Linked DNA regions of Homo sapiens: region 2 is linked to region 1. Evidence: chromatin loops called from intact Hi-C (ENCODE). Cell type or tissue: heart right ventricle. All regions are shown on one strand. Links, peaks and the distances in the headings refer to the core of each region. The heading gives the core; the rest is flanking DNA. Region 1 overlaps STRADB (STE20 related adaptor beta). Region 2 overlaps TRAK2 (trafficking kinesin protein 2).

Region 1 (10,115 bases), core at 1,287-9,286:
TCTCCCTTAGTCTCCTTGACCCTGGCATGCGACCTATGCTTGGCCAACTGGAGTACGGAGTGAAGGACAAAGCAGCAGCAGTCGTCAGAGCTATCAGCAGGGGGCCAGCGTCTGGTGGCGGGCAGTACATTCACTAGGCTGCTCCTATTCCACAGTCCTGGTCCTTGTCATGCAGCTTCTCTTGGCTTCTTCCAAGCCTAGTTCTCTAGCCAATAATTCTGTGAGTTAGCAGCACTGTTCAAATATTCCTTTTTCACTTAAGTTAGCCAGGATTGTTTATGTTGTCTATAACAAAACCTATGACTAGAATATCTAGCAAACTCTTCCTCATTCAAGATCCAGCCCCTTTTTGCCATCTCTCTTAACTCCCAGAGGTGGTTCGTTGTATGCTCCATCTTCTCTGTTCCCATAACACTTAGGACATACCTCTACTAAAGTACCCTCCAGTGCATAAAACGAAGCTATATTGTGTCTTCATCTTCCCAGAGATGATGTCAATTCCAAGTGTTCTACCATGCTTTGTTTCCCTAGCACCTAACACAATCACCGGTGTGTAGTGTTTAATAGATGTTTCTAAATATTCAGAGCAAATGTTTCACATATGTAAAGCTATAAACAATAACCCATCCTATTCCACACTTAACTGAAAAAGCTTTCTACTACAAATGATATTTTAGATAAATTTTTAAACTGAGAAGCAATTTAAAGGATTGTGACTGAAAAGATTTAGATGACTTGATTTTACTTCATACCCAGTAGAAATTATACCCATAAAATAGATGCTTCCCACAATAAACACACAAATAATAAGTATTTAGTGTCTTCCTCATCTAAATGTACTTCAATGGAAAAGTAAACGTTCTAGACAGTAATCTTGAAAAAATCTGAGTCATTATTTTAAGATAGACATAAATTAATTGAATCCACTTGACTGACACAATTAGCATCTAGTTTTATGCTGGAGGTAACAACAGAAAAACACTTGCCCACAAAATAATCTTTTTGTCATCAATTTAATTTCTAGCACTGAAGGGTCAATTAGAAATTCAGGATTATTACCTATTTCTACTTGGAGCTCATAGTGAGAAACGTTGGTGGAACATAGTACTTCACTGGCTCTAGTGGATGGACGTGACCAGGAAAGGGTTGGCTCATCAACCTGCATTTGTTTTTAAAGATAAAAACAAAATAGATGAACTTCTTGGTCCCCCTGCCCTAATATAAAACACTGGTGTTATATTTTCAAACACAGAGGTGCTCATTAGGAAGGTACTGCAAGGTGGCTTAAGACACTGTTTTAAGATCTAAAATGAATTTACCAATTGCTCATTGATGTTAGGTAGAAAGCTGTTAGCCTATGGAGAGGGCAGGAAAAGCAGATTTACAGATAGCAAGGAATACTTCCCAGTGTAATTTCCAGTAAAATGTTTAGGAGTTGCGAAGAATGTTAATTCTTCAGGATAGCTGACAAATGTACCAAGCGAAGAGCTGCAGGGACCTGTGAGGGATATTCTATGCTTGTGCTCTTGCTTTAAGCTAGAGCCATATTTCACAAGGTACATGCTCTGCTACTGAAGATGTTAACAGTCAAGGAACAGTTTCCAGACTGCAGCCTATTAAAATTGCTGATGAAGTTTTTTGCAAGATGAATCAGATGGGAGGTCAGAAAGAAAAATCAAAGAAGACAGACCTCCTAAGTGAATGACCAAGTACTGATAGGAGGTCTCATGGTGTGCTTTGGAGTGAGAGTCAGGTTTGCACCTGAATACAGTGACAGTGAAATAACATGGATGTATGAAAAAGAAGCCTAAACTACTGGCTTCATATGATAACCATGAGGGTCTCCCAATGGACATAACTACTCCAAAGGACACTTAGGAGCCTCTACAGACAGATGGCAGGGGAAGGAAGAAAGGGGAAAAATAACATTACTATGTGCTAGGAATTGTGTTAACTCCTTTTCACATTCTTGGCTCTTTTTAATCAAGAGACAGAGATGGAGTTTGAAACAGTGACAGGATTAAATGTTCCCTAAACTTTAAGAGAGCAGGAAAAAAGGAATTATAAACCCATGGCTAAAGATAAATAAGGCTGACTATTGTTCAAGAGGAATGAAAGAATGTAAAAAGAAATTCTACTATACGATTGGAAATAATCCTGATGAGAAAACAAATCAAAATAAAGCAATTTAGTTTCTCTTTTTTTCTGCCTCTTTACAATCTGATGGAAGCAATTCAGTTTCTTTAAAACAGGTAGTCTTCAGATAAACTCAGATTTAATGACCACATAAAAGAGACAGAAAGAACATATAACAGCTTTAAAAATTTTTTAAGTGATATCAACCTGTAAGCCTGTCGGGAAGGCTAGAGATGTAATGAGCTAAGGCTTATAATTCACAGGCTTGGAAAAAAACGGCATAATGTTACTGGGTGATGGACTAAAATCACAACTAATCAGCCTCTATTTTGCTTCCATCTATTCCATTGGGGAATTAGTCTTATTTAAACTAGAAGGGACACATGTTGTAAATAAGTATTCAAAGCTCTAAACAGGTTGTTTTAAGTAGGTTCAAACCTCCAGGCCCAGGGCAATTACACTTAGGATACGAAGTTTGCAACTATGATAGAACTCAGATGAAAAACCAGAATAAAAGTAGCAAACAATGACCCAATTTTCAAAAAGGGAGAAAACTACAAAGGGGCAAGCTTGATGCTGTTGCCCAGCAAAGTCAGAGATCAAATTATTCAATAGGTGAATTATGGGCACTTTAAAAAGCCACATGGTAATCACAAGAAGACAACTCAGATTTACTAAGAGTAAATCATCCCAAACTAACCTCACTTCTCTTTTTCATTTGACCAGTTAGATGATAGAAAGCAAAAATTATGGCAAAGTCCTTGCCTTTGCTCTGTTAAACTTTTTAATGACTTCCTGAAACTGAAAAAGGCTGGCTTGAAAAAAGAAAAAGTATGGATCATGCATTGTTGGGCATAGCTAATTACCAAAAAAAAAAAAAAAAAAAAAAAGAAAAAAAAAAGGCAGGACTCACAATCATCCTGAACAGCTAGAAAACTGGGCCCAGATCAGTAAAATTTTACAAGGATAAATGCAAAACCTTACACTTAAGTTAAAAAAAAAAACAAAAAACCAATAGCCTAAATACAAAATTGAGGATACCAGGTTTATGACTCAGAGGTTTCAGTCAATACCATGACAGAGAAGGTTAAATAAAAGCACAATATTGAGCTACATTTACAGAAGCAAAATTGAGCAGACTGGAAGAGACAAGAGTTTCACTGTATTCTGAAATGATTAGTATCTGGAGCACCATGGATAATTGAGACACCACAATTTAAGAGGGAATTGTAAAATGGTGATTGTAAAATGGTGATGCCTAGAGAAGGCCAACCAAATTGGTGAAGGTTCCAGCAACAATGAAGGAGTTGGAAATATTTAATCTGGAAAAGAAAATATTAAGAATATATATAGTTGCCATTTGCAAGTGGCCAAAAGACTAATATAGAAGGGTAAACAATTGTTCAGCGAGAAGAGCTGAGATCAACAGATAGAAGCTCCAGGAAGTAGATTTCAGTTCCGCCTAAGAAATATGGAGTAACCGGTGCCATCCAAGTGTGGCTCAGGCATCAAGCTGCCTCTTTCCATTATCCTCTCTCCATTGATATATTTGGAGGTTGGACGACCACCATTGACAGTAGTTGAGCTACAGGGAGGTACAAGAACTGGAAGTGAAGAGGGAATGGTCAGCAATTGGAAGGCTAGGAAAAGAAAAGTTTTGATGCCCACAAATGTCTGCTTGCAGCGAAAGGAAGTACTGTGATATGAATTTCAAGTACTTTGACAGCTGTCATTACTTCTCCATTATACATTAAACTGCTTCTAATTATGATTTGGTTTCCCATGTAACTTTTCTATAAGAGTGGATTGATAATACAATGTAAGGGCACCATTTCCTCTGGCACTGGGAGACTGGGTTTGTAATGAGCTTGATTAATGTGGATCTGATACTGAAATATGGCTCCACTCTAGGTTTGCTGACTAAATCCAGTTTATGATCCTAAGAGGCTGAGGAACAGACCCTACATCATAGTTCAATAATCAAGCCAATGAATAGCACTCTGAAGTGTTTTCAGAGAGATCCTGCCAGACTTTTACTTGTGGTGAAACATACCTTTCTGTATGTTTCTATTTTTCTATGATGACTATTTTTCTATGATGGAGCTCTTTTTATTTAAATTTCTACAATGAACTCTCAGAGATATTGTAGAGAACACTCCCTACATTAGTTGAAAATTAGACCAGATGGCCTCTCATGAATCACTGTAATGCTAAAATTGCATTATTTTAAAAAGCATCTCAGCTCAAACATCACAGCCTTTCATTTGCAAAGGTTAACTATAGAAAATGAATTTTCCTACAGATAGAGGGGTTTCCGAAGTTATAGGAGACATAAATCACTTGGAAAACCAGACTGTCCTCCAAACATGATATTTTAACATAAAATTTAATTCTATCTATAAAGTCCAGGCCAATGGAGAACAAGTTGTCCAAAGAAAAGACAACAGATGGTGTTTTACAGCATGACTCAGAGAGCGCACAAGGAAGTTTTTCTAGTCATCAGGCACCAGTTTCCAGCTGGTGTCAACTTACATTATACAACTTTTCCAATTCATTTTTCCATGAGAGACTTCAGATTATGCTTCTGCTTCTCTCACTGAAGATTTTAGTCTAAGTCTACTAACAGAGAGAGATGTGACATTTCAATCCTTAAATTATAAAAAGGCTCCAACCTGAAGGTTTGAAGGATTCAGGTGGCAGCTGTGAACGTTTGCTTAGTTCTAGGCCTCTCTCTCAGTAACAGCATGGAGACAAGAATCACTTTCCTTTCTGCCTCACCCAAAGGGAATTACTTAAATTAAAACTCAGACTGGGAGGGAGGTGGATAAAGATGGCTGAATGGAACCCTCCAGCAATCTTCCCTCACCCTTCAGGAACACCAAATTGAACAACTATCCAAACAAGAAGGCACCTTTGTAAGAATAAAAAATAAGGTGAGCTATCACAGTACCTGTTTTTAACTTCCTATCACTGAAAGAGGCACTGAGCAGGGTAGGAAAGACAGTCTTGAATAGCTGATGCCTCCCCTCCCGCATCCCCCGGGGAGGGAGAGTGCAGTGATTGTGGGACTTTGCACTGGAACTCAGTGTTGCCTGTCACAGCAGAGAGCAACACAGTAAAGAATGCAGCCAGTGCCCAAGGAGGGAGCATTTAGATCAGCCTTAGCCAGAGGGGAATCACCCATCCCAGCAGCTGGAACCTGAATTCCAGCAAGCCTTGTCTGCCACCACAGGCTGAGGCCCTCTGGGGTCCTAAATAAACTTGAAAGGTAGTCTAGGCCATGAGGACTGCAATTCCAGGGCAATTCCTGGTGCTGTGCTGGGCTTGGAGCCAGTGGACTTGGGGGGCCCATGACCTAGTGAGACACTAGTCAGGGCAGCCAAGGGAGTGCTTCTGTCACTCCTATTCCAACCCCAGGCAGTGCAGCTTGTAGCTCCAGGAGATTCCTTCCTTTCCCTTGAGGAGGGGAGAGGAAAGGAAAGAATAAAGAGGACTTTGTCTTGCAACTTGGATACCAGCTCAGCCACAGTAGAATAGGGTACCAGGCAGAGTCCTGAGGCCCCCATTCCAAGCCCTAGCTCCTGGACAACATTTCTAGACACACCCTGGGCCAGAAGGGAAACTGCTCCCATGAAGGGAAGGACCTAGTTCTGGCAGGATCCATCACCTGCTGACCAAGACCTTGCGCCTTGAATAAACATCAACAGTATCCAGGCAGTACCTGCTGTGGGCCTTGGGTGAAACTCAGGGCCATGCTGGCTTCAGGTGTGAACCAGCACATTCCCAACTGTGGTGGCCACAGGTAGAGGCTCCTTCTGGTTGAGTAGAGGAGAGGGGACAGTAAAGGGGGCTTGGTCTTGCAGCTTGGGTACCAGCTCAGCCACAGTAGGCTAGAGCACCAAGCAGACTCCTGGGGTCCCTGATTCCAGGCCTTGGCTCCTGGATAGCACTTCTGGACTGGCCCTGGGCTAAAGGGTAGCCCACTGCCCTGAAGGGAGAAACCCAGGCCTGGCAATATTCACCACAAGCTGACAGAAGAGCCCTCGGGCCTCAAGTGAACACTGGCAATAGCCAGGCAGGACTCTGCAATGGGCCTGGGACAATGGTGGCCATGAGGAGAGACTCCTTCTGCCTGAGGAAAGGAGAGGGAAGAATGGGAAGGACTTTGTCCTGTGGTTTGGGTGCCAGCTCAGCTGCAGTAGAATAGAGCACAAAGTAGATTCCTAAGGTTCCTGACCCATGGCCCTGGCTCCCAGAAGGCATTTCTGGACCCACCCAGGGCCAGGTGGGGAGCTCACTGCCCTGAAGAGAAGGACACAGCCTGGCTGGATTCAACACCTGGTGACTGAAGAGCCCTTGGTATCCTTGAGTGAACATCCAGCTGGGCAGTGGTGGCTGCAGGCCTGGGGCAAGACCCAGTGCTGTGCTGAGCTTCAGGTCTGACCCAGTGCAGTCCTAGTGGTGGTGGCAACAGGGGTAATTGTGTCACCCCTCGCCCAGCTCCAGGCAGCTCAGCATGGAAAGAGAAACTGTTTGGGGGAAAAGTAAGGGAAGAAAACGAGATTCCCTGCCTAGTAATCCAGGTAATTCTCTCAGACCTTACCCAAGACCACCAAGATGGTACCTCTGTGAGTCTGCAAGAGTCACAGTTTTGCTGGGCTTGAAGTGGTCCCTAATGCAGATAGAGTTACAGTGACCAAAGACTTAGATCACAATACTCAATTCCCTGTGAATACTTGGAAAGCCTTCCCAAGAAGGATGGGTACAAATAAGTTCAGCCTTCAAAGACTATGATAAATACGTAACTCTTCAATGCCCAGACATTAATGAACATCCACAAGCATCAAGAACATCTAGGAAAACATGATTTCACCAAATGAGCAAAGTAAGGTACCAGTGACCAATCCCGAAGTGACAGAGATACGTGACCTTCCAGACAGAGAAGTTGAAATAGCTGTTTTGAGGAAGTTCAACAAATTTCAAGATAACACAGAGAAGGAATTCAGAATCCCATCAGATAAATTTAACAAAGAGATGGAAATAATTTTTTAAAAATCAAGCAAATTCTAATTCAACTGACATACTGAAGAATGCATTAGAGTCTCAATAGCAAAACTGATCAAGCAGAAGAAAGAATTAGTGAGACTGAAGACAGGCTATTTGAAAATACAGAGAAGACAAAAGAAAAAAGAATATGAAAGAATGAAGCACACCTATAAGATCTAGAAAACAGCCTCAAAAGGGCATATCTAAGATTTATCGGCATTGAAGAGGAGGTAGAGAAAGAAATCAGAATAGAAAGTTTATTCAAAGGGATAATAACACAGAACTTTCCAAGCCTAGAGAAAGATATCAATATCCAAGTATCCAAGAAGTTATCCAAGTATCCAAGATATCAATATCCAGTATCCAAGAAGGTTATGGAACACCCAGCAGATTTAACCCAAAAAAGACATTTAACAATCAAACTTCCAAAGGTCAAGGATAAAGAAAGGATACTAAAAGAAGTAAGAAAAAAGAAAGAACATATAAAGGGGCTCCAATACATCTTGCAGCAGACTTATCAGTGGAAACCTTACAGGCCAGGAGAGAGTAGCACAACATATTTAAAGTGCTGAAGGAAAACCTTTTTTTTTTTTTTTTTGAGACAGTCTCACTCTGTCACCCAGGCTGGAGTGCAATGGTGCAATCTTGGCTCACTGCAACCTCCACCTCCCAAGTTCAAGCAATTCTGCCTCAGCCTCCCAAGTAGGCGGGATTACAGGCGTGTGCCACCACGCCCAGCTAATTTTTTGTATTTTTAGTAGAGATGGGGTTTCACCATGTTAGCCAGGATGGTCTCAATCTCCTGACCTTGTGATCCACCCACCCTGGCCTCCCAAAGTGCTGGGATTACAGGTGTGAGCCACCAAACCCAGTGAAAAACTTTCATAGTTTATCCAGTGAAAATATCCTTCAAACATGGAAGAAGAACTTTCCCAGACAAACAAAAGCTGAGGGATTTCATCAATGCCAGACCTCTCCTACAAGAAATGCTAAAGGGAGTTTTTCAATCTCAAAGAAAAGGTTGTTAACGAGCAGTAAGAAATTATCTGAAGGTACAAAACTCACTGGTAATAAATACACAGATAAAAACAGACTATTATAACATTGTAATTGTGGTGTGTAAACTACTCATATCTTTAGTAGAAAGATTAAAAGATGAACAAATGATAACTGCAATACCTTTTCAAAATAGTACAAGAAGATATAAATAGAAACCATAAAAACTTAAAAAACAGGAGGAATGAAGTTAAAGTGTACAGTTTTTATTAGTTCTCTTCGCCTGTTTGTTTTTGCAATCAGTGTCAAGTTGTCACTTTAAAATAACATGTTATGTTATTTGCAAGCCTCATGGTAACCTCAAATCATAAAATCTACAACACATACACACACAACAAAATAAAAAACAAGAAACTAAAACATACTGCCAGAGAAAATAAACTTCACAAAAAAGAAGAAGACAGGAAGGAAGGAAGAGAATACAAAACAAATAACAAAAGCCAGCAGTTAAGTCCTTATCAATCATAACACTGAATGTCAATGGATTAAACTCTCCAATGAATAGACATAGAGTAGCTGAATCGATTAAAAAAAGATTCAATTATCTGTTGCCTACAAGAACCACACTTCACCTATAAAGACACTCATAGACTGAAAATAAATAGTGGAAGAAAAATATTCCATATAAATGGAAACCGAAAAAGAACAGGAATCGATATACACATATATCAGGCAAAATAAATTTCAAGGAAAAACTTATAAAAAGAGACATGGAAGGTCATTATATAATCCTAAGCAAAAAGAACAAAACTGGAGGAATCACATTACCTCACTTCAAATTATACTACAGAGCTATTATAACCAAAACAGCATGGTACTTGTATACAAACAGACACACAGACCAATGGAACAGAACAGAGAACTCAGAAATAAATCCATACTACAGTGAACTCATTTTTGACAAAGAAGCCAAGAACATACACTGGGGAAAGGATAGTCTCTTCAATAAGTGGTGCTGGGAAAACTGGATATTCGTATGCAGAAGAATGAAAGTAGACCCCTATCTCTTGCTATATTAAAAAATAAAATTGAAATGGATTAAAGACTTAAATCTAAGACCTCAAACTATGAAATCACTACAAGAAAAGATGGAGGAAGCTGTCCAGGAAATTGGTCTGGGCAAAGATTAATTGAGTTATACCCCAAAAGTAGAGGCAATCAAGCAAAAATGGACAAATGAGATCACAGCAAGTTAAAAAGCTTCTGCACAGCAAAAGAAAAAACAAAGTGAAGAGACAACCCACAGAATGGGAGAAAATATTTGCAAATTACCCATCTGATAAGGGATTAATAACCAGAATATATAAGGAGCTCAAACAATCCAATTTAAAAAATCTAACAATCTGATTTAAAAATGGGCAAAAGATCTAGAAATAAACATTTCTCAAAAGAAGACATACAGTTCTGGGCACATTGGCTCAGACTGTAAGCCCAATACTCTGGGAGGCTGAGGTGGGAGGATCACTTGAGGCTAGGAGTTCAAGATCGGCCTGGTCAACATAGTGAGACCTCTTTTAATTAGCTGGGTGTGGTAATACACACCTGTAGTCATAGCTTATCAATAACCTGAGGTGAAAGGATTGCTTGAACCCAGGAGTTAAAGGCTGCTGTGAGCTATGATTACACCACTGCAGTGCAGCTGGGTGGCAAAGCAAGATGCCATCTCTAAAAAAAATAGAAATAAAAATAATTTTTTTTAAAAGATGACATACAAATGGCAAACAGGTACATGAAAAAGTGCCCAACATCACTGATCATCAGAGAAATGCAAATCAAAACTACAAGGGAATATCATCTCACCCTAGTTAAAATGGCTTTTATCCAAAAGACAGGCAATAACAAATGCTGGTGAGGATATGGAGAAAAGAGAATCCTCA
Region 2 (8,000 bases), core at 1-8,000, 79 kb after region 1:
CAATAGATTACAAGCTATTGTTGTATATTCAATCTGTATGTAGGATATTCAGATTGTCCTAGATATGATCAGTAGGATCTCCTTTAAGCTGATCTTGTACTTTTTGTCTCAGCCCTGGAATCAGCCATTTCTCCAAAGAGCTCTGGTTACTTTTATTGAAGAATTGTATTTCGAATCCAAGATCTGGGTGTTAGGTGTGCCCATTGATTGCTACTAGAGTATTGTGGCTTCTAGTCCCTCTCAGCAGGTAGGACTAGGAAATATATGTATTTCATACCTATACCTATACTATATATGTGTATATATATGTTTTCATCCATATATATATAAATATATATAATCATGAGTTCACACCATTGCCTCCAATTCCAGTCATCCTCAGCTGAGTCCCACTGAGCATGTCACCCATATTAGTTGAGTCCTCACCCCTGACCAGAGGAAGAGGAAGCTTGCTTTTTTTTTAAATGATTTTTAATGTTATAAAAGCTATGCATGTTTATTACAGAAAAGTTGGAAATTACAGAAAAGCAAAAAGCAATCGTTAAATACCATTAAATTCCACCCTCCACAGAATCACTGTCAACACTAGATTTAGTCCTCATCCCTGACTGGGGGGAAGAGGAAGCTTGCTTGTTCTTTTTTTTAAGTGATTTTTTAATATTATAAAAGCTATACATTGTTTTTTGTTGGTATTTTTGTTTTTACTTTTTTTTTTTTTTTTTTGAGACGGAGTCTCGCTCTGTCACCCAGACTGGAGTGCAGTGGTGCGATCTCAGCTCACTGAAAGCTCTGCCTCCCGGGTTCACGTCATTCTCCTGCCTCAGCCTCCCGAGTAGCTGGGACTACAGGCGCCCGCCAGCACACCCGGCTAATTTTTTTTTTTTTTTTGTATTTTTTTGTATTTTTAGTAGAGACAGGGTTTCACCATGTTAGCCAGGATGGTCTCGATCTCCTGACCTCGTGATCCACCCACCTTGGCCTCCCAAAGTGCTGGGATTACAGGTGTGAGCCACCGCACCCGGCCAGCTATACATGATTATTATAGAAAAGCTAGAAATTACAGAAAAGCAAAAAAAAAATTGTTAAATACCATTAAATCTCACCCTCCACAGCATCACTGTCAACACTGGGTTTATGGCCTTTCAGACCTTTTGTTTTTGTGTGCCTGCACATATATTTTCTATTTATCATATCAGCTTTTTCCACTACTTTCCTATTTGAAAAGATTATGAAAAGGTAGTTGGTTCTTATTTAAAAGTTATATTTCCAGAATGTCTTTTTTCCCCTGAATGTTAGCCTTGACTATTTCCTTGTATTTTATTATAAAACCAAAAGTATAGGATTGTAGAGACTCTGTTAATTTAAGGGCAACAATCACTTTAGAAATCTCAAACTCTTTTTCTTAGGAATCTTTGGCAGCTGAGATTGAGGGGACTATGCGTAAAAAGCTGAGTTTGGATGAGGAATCTTCTCTCTTTAAACAAAAGTAAGTACAGGTCACATGTGTTGTTACTCAATCATTGGAATAGAAATTAAAAAGAAGCCACAATCCAAAGTGGCAAGTATTACGAGATTCAGTAGTAATTTGCTTACTATTCAGTGTTTTCCTCACAGTGTCCTTTTTTTGTGAGAGAGTTCTCTTGTTTGAAAGCTTATTTTCTGATGATTTCTCCTAAATAGCTCCTCAGGGTGGCTTTATTTCTGATGGACTGCACATACATTCTCTTCTCTAGATGCTTTAGTGGCTAGCAGTGATAATAACGAACACTTCCTTTTTTGACAGAGCCCAACAGAAGCGGGTATTTGATACCGTCAGGATTGCCAATGACACACGGGGCCGCTCTATCTCATTCCCAGCTCTGTTACCCATTCCAGGCTCCAACCGTTCAAGTGTCATCATGACAGCAAAACCTTTTGAGTCTGGTCTTCAGCAAACAGAGGACAAATCACTCCTGAACCAGGGGAGCAGCTCAGAGGAGGTTGCAGGGTAGGAATCCGATGATAACAGTGATTCTGCATTTCTTTTCACATTGCCGCACCAGATTCACATACGCACATTCCAGCATTACTCTACTGTCCCAAGAAGGTTCTGGAACTGTCAGTTTTCCTTCACTTATGATGCCTTGTATCATTATTCATGAGACAGATCATGCCAAAGTCAAATTTTTTTGAATCTGTTTGGTCACTAGCATGAATACATCGGATGACACCTTCTCATAATCCGTGCTCATAATCTCAACCGCTTTGGTGATTTTTAGGATAAATGTAAGTTTGAATACATCTTGAGGACCATCGAGGTGCTGTCGATTTTCTGTTTATTTAAACTTGGATTTTTTTTTCATTCCTTTTATTAATTCAGTACATTGAATTCTATATAACTAGAAGGTAAACAACTTTACTGAAAAGTGAGCTGAAAGCTTTGCAAGATAGATGTTTGGCACCAAAGGGAAATGTTTCCTAACATAAAAATTCATCACACTAGGTTTCAGTTGCATTGCCTGGTCTGTCCTGGGCAGTGTTCTGCACCCACAGCAGCTTTGTGTCCTACTGCCTCACTGTCACACAATTATCTTAGGAGAAGATCTGAAACACATTTATGTGGATTTATACCCCAGTATCCCAGAGTACCCACAACTCAGCTTGCTGATCTTCCATTTGATATCAATTATAAGATAGCTTCCAGTTTCAAAAGTGTTGAAGTCAAAAAATGGGCATCAGACAACTATAAAAATGCAGTATTATATACAAATTTTGTTGTTTCCTTTTAAATGTTCTGCAGTGTTGATGGGTGATTCTGTGACCCAAAGCAAATTTTTTTCATATTTTAATATTTTTTAAATTATTATGTTTTGTAACTGATAGTATGCCTTAGTTTAATCCGTAGCGTTTTTTTCCTTCTTTATGATACATAAAATAATGGTACCTCTTGCAATCTATGATACAGATTCAGCAAAATATAATATTTACTTTCGTGACCACCTAATATGAATTTATAGATGGTTGAATGTGTAGTTTCATAAATTAAATGAAATAGAAAATTCAGAAAACACAGAATATCAATAAAGTATTATCTTGCCTTTCAAGTCATTTGCAATGATCTGTAAAAATGATATATAGTGTTGTTGGTGATTTTGGTTTGTTGTTATTACTTCTATATTCCAGGTATCTAGGAAAATATCATGTTTTTAATATCAGTCTCTTGAATGCTTACCATTATAGAAAGGAGAGGTCTGGGTCATGCTGATGATCCTCAAGATCTAATCAGTGAACGCGATTTTCCTATAGGAGCTCCCAGAAGATGGGCCAACCAGGACCCTCAGGAGATAGTGATTTGGCTACAGCACTGCATCGCCTTAGCTTGCGTCGACAAAACTATTTAAGTGAGAAGCAGTTCTTTGCTGAAGAATGGCAGCGGAAGATCCAGGTTCTGGCAGACCAGAAGGAAGGAGTTAGTGGCTGTGTCACCCCGACAGAGAGCCTTGCCTCTCTCTGCACCACCCAGTCAGAGATCACAGACCTCAGCAGTGCCAGTTGCCTTCGAGGTTTTATGCCAGAAAAATTACAAATTGTCAAGCCCCTTGAAGGTAATAAATCAGTAAGGGCCCTTACTAAGCCATGTGACTTACTGGAAGTTCCTTTCCCTGGAATTGAGATTTGTGTCTTAATTATAGGAACATTATGTGCAGATGATCTTTTTATCCCTTAATCTTGCTGTTTGGGTGGCAAGACTGTAGTACTTTGTGGAAAATTAATGAATGAAGAGAGTTGCATTCTCTGAATCATCAGCCAGCAGTTCTCTTCTGATGTTTTTTAATATAAACGTGAGCAGGGAAGAGGAGTAATCTTTTTCTGTCCTTTGCTAAGGAATATCATTGACAGCAGTTTCCATGGTTAGATGAATAAGATATGATAAATGATAATGATCTAGAGATAATAATTCATCTCCACCTTCCTTTTCAAAAGAGTTTTTTACCCAAAAGTATAATTGACTTAGAGGTGTGTGTGTACCTGTATTTTTCCTTTTTTCAGTTTAGTTTCTATACTCTCCTAAGAAAGAGCTTGAATTCAAAATAAATTCCTTCATTTTCTGGAACAATGACAATCATTGAATGATTCTCTGATATTATCCTAAAAGAGTTCTGCATTAAATGAAATTTTGAGTGTGTAACTTATAAAGACCCCTCAAACTCAAAGATTTTATAACTTAGTTGTATTCATTAATGATCAGTGCAGATATTTGTTGGAGTTGCCATTTTTAGGATGAAATGACTACAGTGACATAATTAGACATTGCATCTGGTGCAATTACTTGGGATGATCATTCACCAGGGTTCTGTAGCCTGGAACCAGTAGAACATATCCTCCTTTTCATTATCTTCTTCATTTTCCTATTCTCCCTGGGAGCCTGGCTTTTGACTTTCACCTTCATAGGCATAGTTCCAGGCCAGAGAAGTATTGACTTTTTTGTCACCTGGGAAAATACAGCCCACCTCTTAGGCACGTATCTTCCATCACTGCCTCAGCAGCTAAGCTCCTTTCCTATTAAGGGTGTCTCCTTGGGTTTTTTTTCACCCCTTTAGGTGTCCTCCTTAACTATTAAAACAGATTATGACTCATACCTTTGACATCTTGTCATCTTCCACTGAAAACTTTAATTTGCAGCTTTTACCAAATTATTAACACCAAATAAATAGTTTTATTGCTGTCATTATTGTTATTACACATATAATTTTAGCTTGTGTTTTAAGATTTGTGGGAAATGTAAAACATGCCTTTCCCCTTCCTTTGTTTTGCATATTCAGGATCACAAACTCTGTATCACTGGCAGCAGCTTGCTCAACCAAACTTGGGAACCATCCTTGATCCACGACCAGGTGTCATTACTAAAGGCTTTACCCAGTTGCCCGGGGATGCTATTTATCACATCTCAGATTTAGAAGAGGATGAAGAGGAGGGTATTACTTTTCAGGTTCAGCAACCTCTTGAAGTGGAAGAGAAACTTTCAACATCCAAGCCAGTAACAGGGATCTTCCTGCCACCCATTACTTCAGCAGGTGGACCAGTTACAGGTGAGAAGAGTGTCTGGTTGAATATGGTATAATAACCAGAAGTACTTTGCATTCTGACTTACTAGACAGTCAGCTGGCTACCTCTGCTCACTGGAGGGTACTTAATCTTGCATATCAGATAATGAAAATCTATAGCATTAGTGGCATTCCTAATTCTCTCCACTTTATCTTAGCCAGCCTGCGTTAGTAGATTGGGTAGAGAGCTGGATGAATTCAAGTCAGTGGTTCACAAACCTTTTGGGCTCAGAAACTCTTTATACTCTAAAAAATCATTGAGAATTCCAGAGAGCCTATCTGTGCAGGTTATATCTATTGACATTTAATATATCATAAATCAAAACTGAAAAACCATAAAAATATGTATTAACTCATTTAAAATAATTGTGTTACACAAATATGTTTAATGAAAAATAGCTAATTTTTTTACATAGTGAGAAAAACAGTTGTTCAAGTCTCTAATTTTTGACTTAATACAAAATAGCTTTATTCTCATTATCAGCATCTGCCTTCAGTCTATTGCAATATGTTGTTTCAGTTGAACAATATGAAGGAAATGCAGCCAGGCACAAACATGCAGTTGGAAAGAGTGTTTTAATAGTCTTTTCAGATATGTGTAGCTATTTTTTGATATTACACTAAAACTAGGTAAGTAGTAGTTTCTTGAACGTTTGTAGCAATGTGAGATCTGAAACCCTAACAATGAACTTTTCATTACTTTGTTAACATTAAAATGCATTGGTCAGGCTGGGTGTGGTAGCTCACACCTGTAATCCCAGCACTTTGGGAGATCGAGGTGGGCAGTCACCTGAGGTCAGGAGTTTGAGACCAGCCTGGCCAACATGGTGAAACCCTGTCTCTACTAAAAAAAAAAAAAAATTAAATTAAATGCATTGGTCGTATCCTACATTTTGAATATATCTTTGAGCCATGCTTGATTTTTAAGATCATGCGTTGGTCATTTAGAAAATGTTGATTGGTTCATGGAGTTATGCAGATTTTCCAAATATTGGCACATTTTATTACGTAAAAATATTAAAATCATATTAATATCACCACCTACTCATCAGAAAAGTCTTCAAGGATGTTCATGCTTTCAGTGGTGGATACGAGTTTTCCAAAACTCACTTTTTCTTGAAAGCTCACATTTTGTTAGCTGTTTTTCTTGAAGGACAGGCTCACTTCATTCATTTTTAACATGTCTGTCTTTCACCCAAGTCTGAATTACTATAGTTTGTCTGTTAGTTCTTTCAAGTAAAAATGGTATTCCATGAGAAAATTTCAAATCAGTTGCACAAGTGTTTTCCTCTAGATAACCACTGTATCTCAGTGTGCAGCAAGAGTGCTTAATACATCCTTCCCATTTTTCATCACACAGAACAGGAAAAAGACTCAACGGCCAAGATCCAAAATTTAATAGATAATTTTTACTGCTACTTCAAGGACATTCTTAAGTGAATATGGCTTTTTAAAAAATACCAAGTGCATAACAATAAAGAAGACTAGTACAACTTGGTGATATTGCCTTGTTTTGTGCTGAGGAGCCATCAATTTTGCCTTCCATTGCTTTTGCACCAGCAGTGCAAATGTCAACCCAGTCAAAAAGAAAAGGCCTCTGTCTTACCATTACTATGAAAGTAGCTTTGACATGTAGACTCCCACAGAGTCTGCAGACCACACTTTGAGAACCACTAGAGTAGATAAATTTGGCTGAATCATTTGGATACTAGATCTTGATTTTTTTAATGTATTTTTTCAGTTTTCTCATTTCTAATCTTTGTTTATGCCTTTTGCTTTACAGTTTTAAAGTATTGGATTCACCTATATACTAACCAGTTGATACTAGTACAATCTTTATGTATATTTATTTCATTTCCAGATTTGGGGATTTTTAATACAAAAGGTACTTGATAAATGCTATATTATTAATAAATAATGATGAGCTTTTTACATTATTAATCTAGACTTTCAATCTTGTATTTGCTCCCTAAAAATCTATTTCAGTTGCAACCGCCAACCCAGGAAAGTGCCTGTCGTGCACAAACTCAACATTCACTTTCACCACCTGTAGAATATTACATCCCTCTGACATCACTCAGGTTACCCCCAGGTAAGAGTGCCTGGGAAATCTGGGGCCTCACTTCTTTCCTCAGCTATATTTTCATGAATTTCTTTTTAAAATTACCTTCATTTTAATTTCCAGAATGTTAATTAATGTTCTGTGATAATGTGTCTTTAGAATATTTTCACATTGCATTTTCTCATTTGATTATTAAAAAAGTAGGCAGGGCAAGTGAGTATGTATTGTGTAGAGTAAACTGAGGCATGGAAGGTTGAGGTGACTGGTCCTAGGGCAGACAACTAATAAATAACGCAGCTGGGGCAATATACCCAGAGTTAGCCAAACTGCAAGATTTACAGGGCCAGTCCTCTGCACAAGCTCACCTTCACTTCTGACAACACCTGCAAGTGCAGAGGGTTCCCAAAACCACTTTCAGGTTCAGCAATTTGCTAGAAGATCTCACAGAACTCACAGCAAGTTGTTATACTTGTGGCTACTGTATTACAAGGAACGAATACAGGTTAAAATTATCCAAAGGAAGAAAGGCATAGGGCAGAGTCTTGGAGAATTCTACACGTGTCCTTAGGATTCATTACTCTCCTGGTATTGATATGTGGCAGTACACACAGAATATTACCAACCAGGGAAGTTCACCCAAGTATTAGTGTTTACAGTCTGTATTGAGGCTTCATTGTGTAGGTATGATTGATTGAACTCAGTTCAACAGAGTTGAACTCAGTCTTCTGGCCAACTGATACTGCATGACTCAAAGGCCCTACCCTAAATCACGTGGTTGGTCTTTTTGGCATGGCCATTCCTCACCCTAAGACTACTGGGTGTGGCCTGGCTCACCCTAAGATTTAGTGTGATCA

What was found. Hi-C counts contacts between places; a loop is a spot of excess contacts. Peaks named below come from ENCODE experiments on the same cell type or tissue, not always from the same donor. Only the 100,000 strongest peaks of a DNase experiment are listed, where the experiment ranks them.
Region 2: a loop joins it to region 1, with 3 times the contacts of the local background. A loop is called at or near these places in 12 of 110 quality-filtered maps.

What each region holds. Positions count from the first base shown.
Region 1 is chr2:201,460,997-201,471,111 of GRCh38, reverse strand. STRADB (STE20 related adaptor beta) reads right to left here. Exons shown (of 12, transcript NM_018571.6): 4 at 1,060-1,159. Among named protein-coding and RNA genes, the nearest start is that of STRADB, 14 kb to the right of the region's middle. RefSeq lists an enhancer at 5,931-6,430. In heart right ventricle, for the core only: no CTCF peak of the experiment used is centred there; a DNase peak (open chromatin) is centred at 5,451; H3K27ac peaks cover 2,786 bases.
Region 2 is chr2:201,383,287-201,391,286 of GRCh38, reverse strand. It overlaps TRAK2 (trafficking kinesin protein 2), which reads left to right. Exons shown (of 16, transcript NM_015049.3): 11 at 1,407-1,486; 12 at 1,784-1,987; 13 at 3,286-3,584; 14 at 4,803-5,069; 15 at 7,071-7,176. Among named protein-coding and RNA genes, the nearest start is that of FLACC1, 30 kb to the right of the region's middle. In heart right ventricle, for the core only: no CTCF peak of the experiment used is centred there; no DNase peak of the experiment used is centred there; H3K27ac peaks cover 531 bases.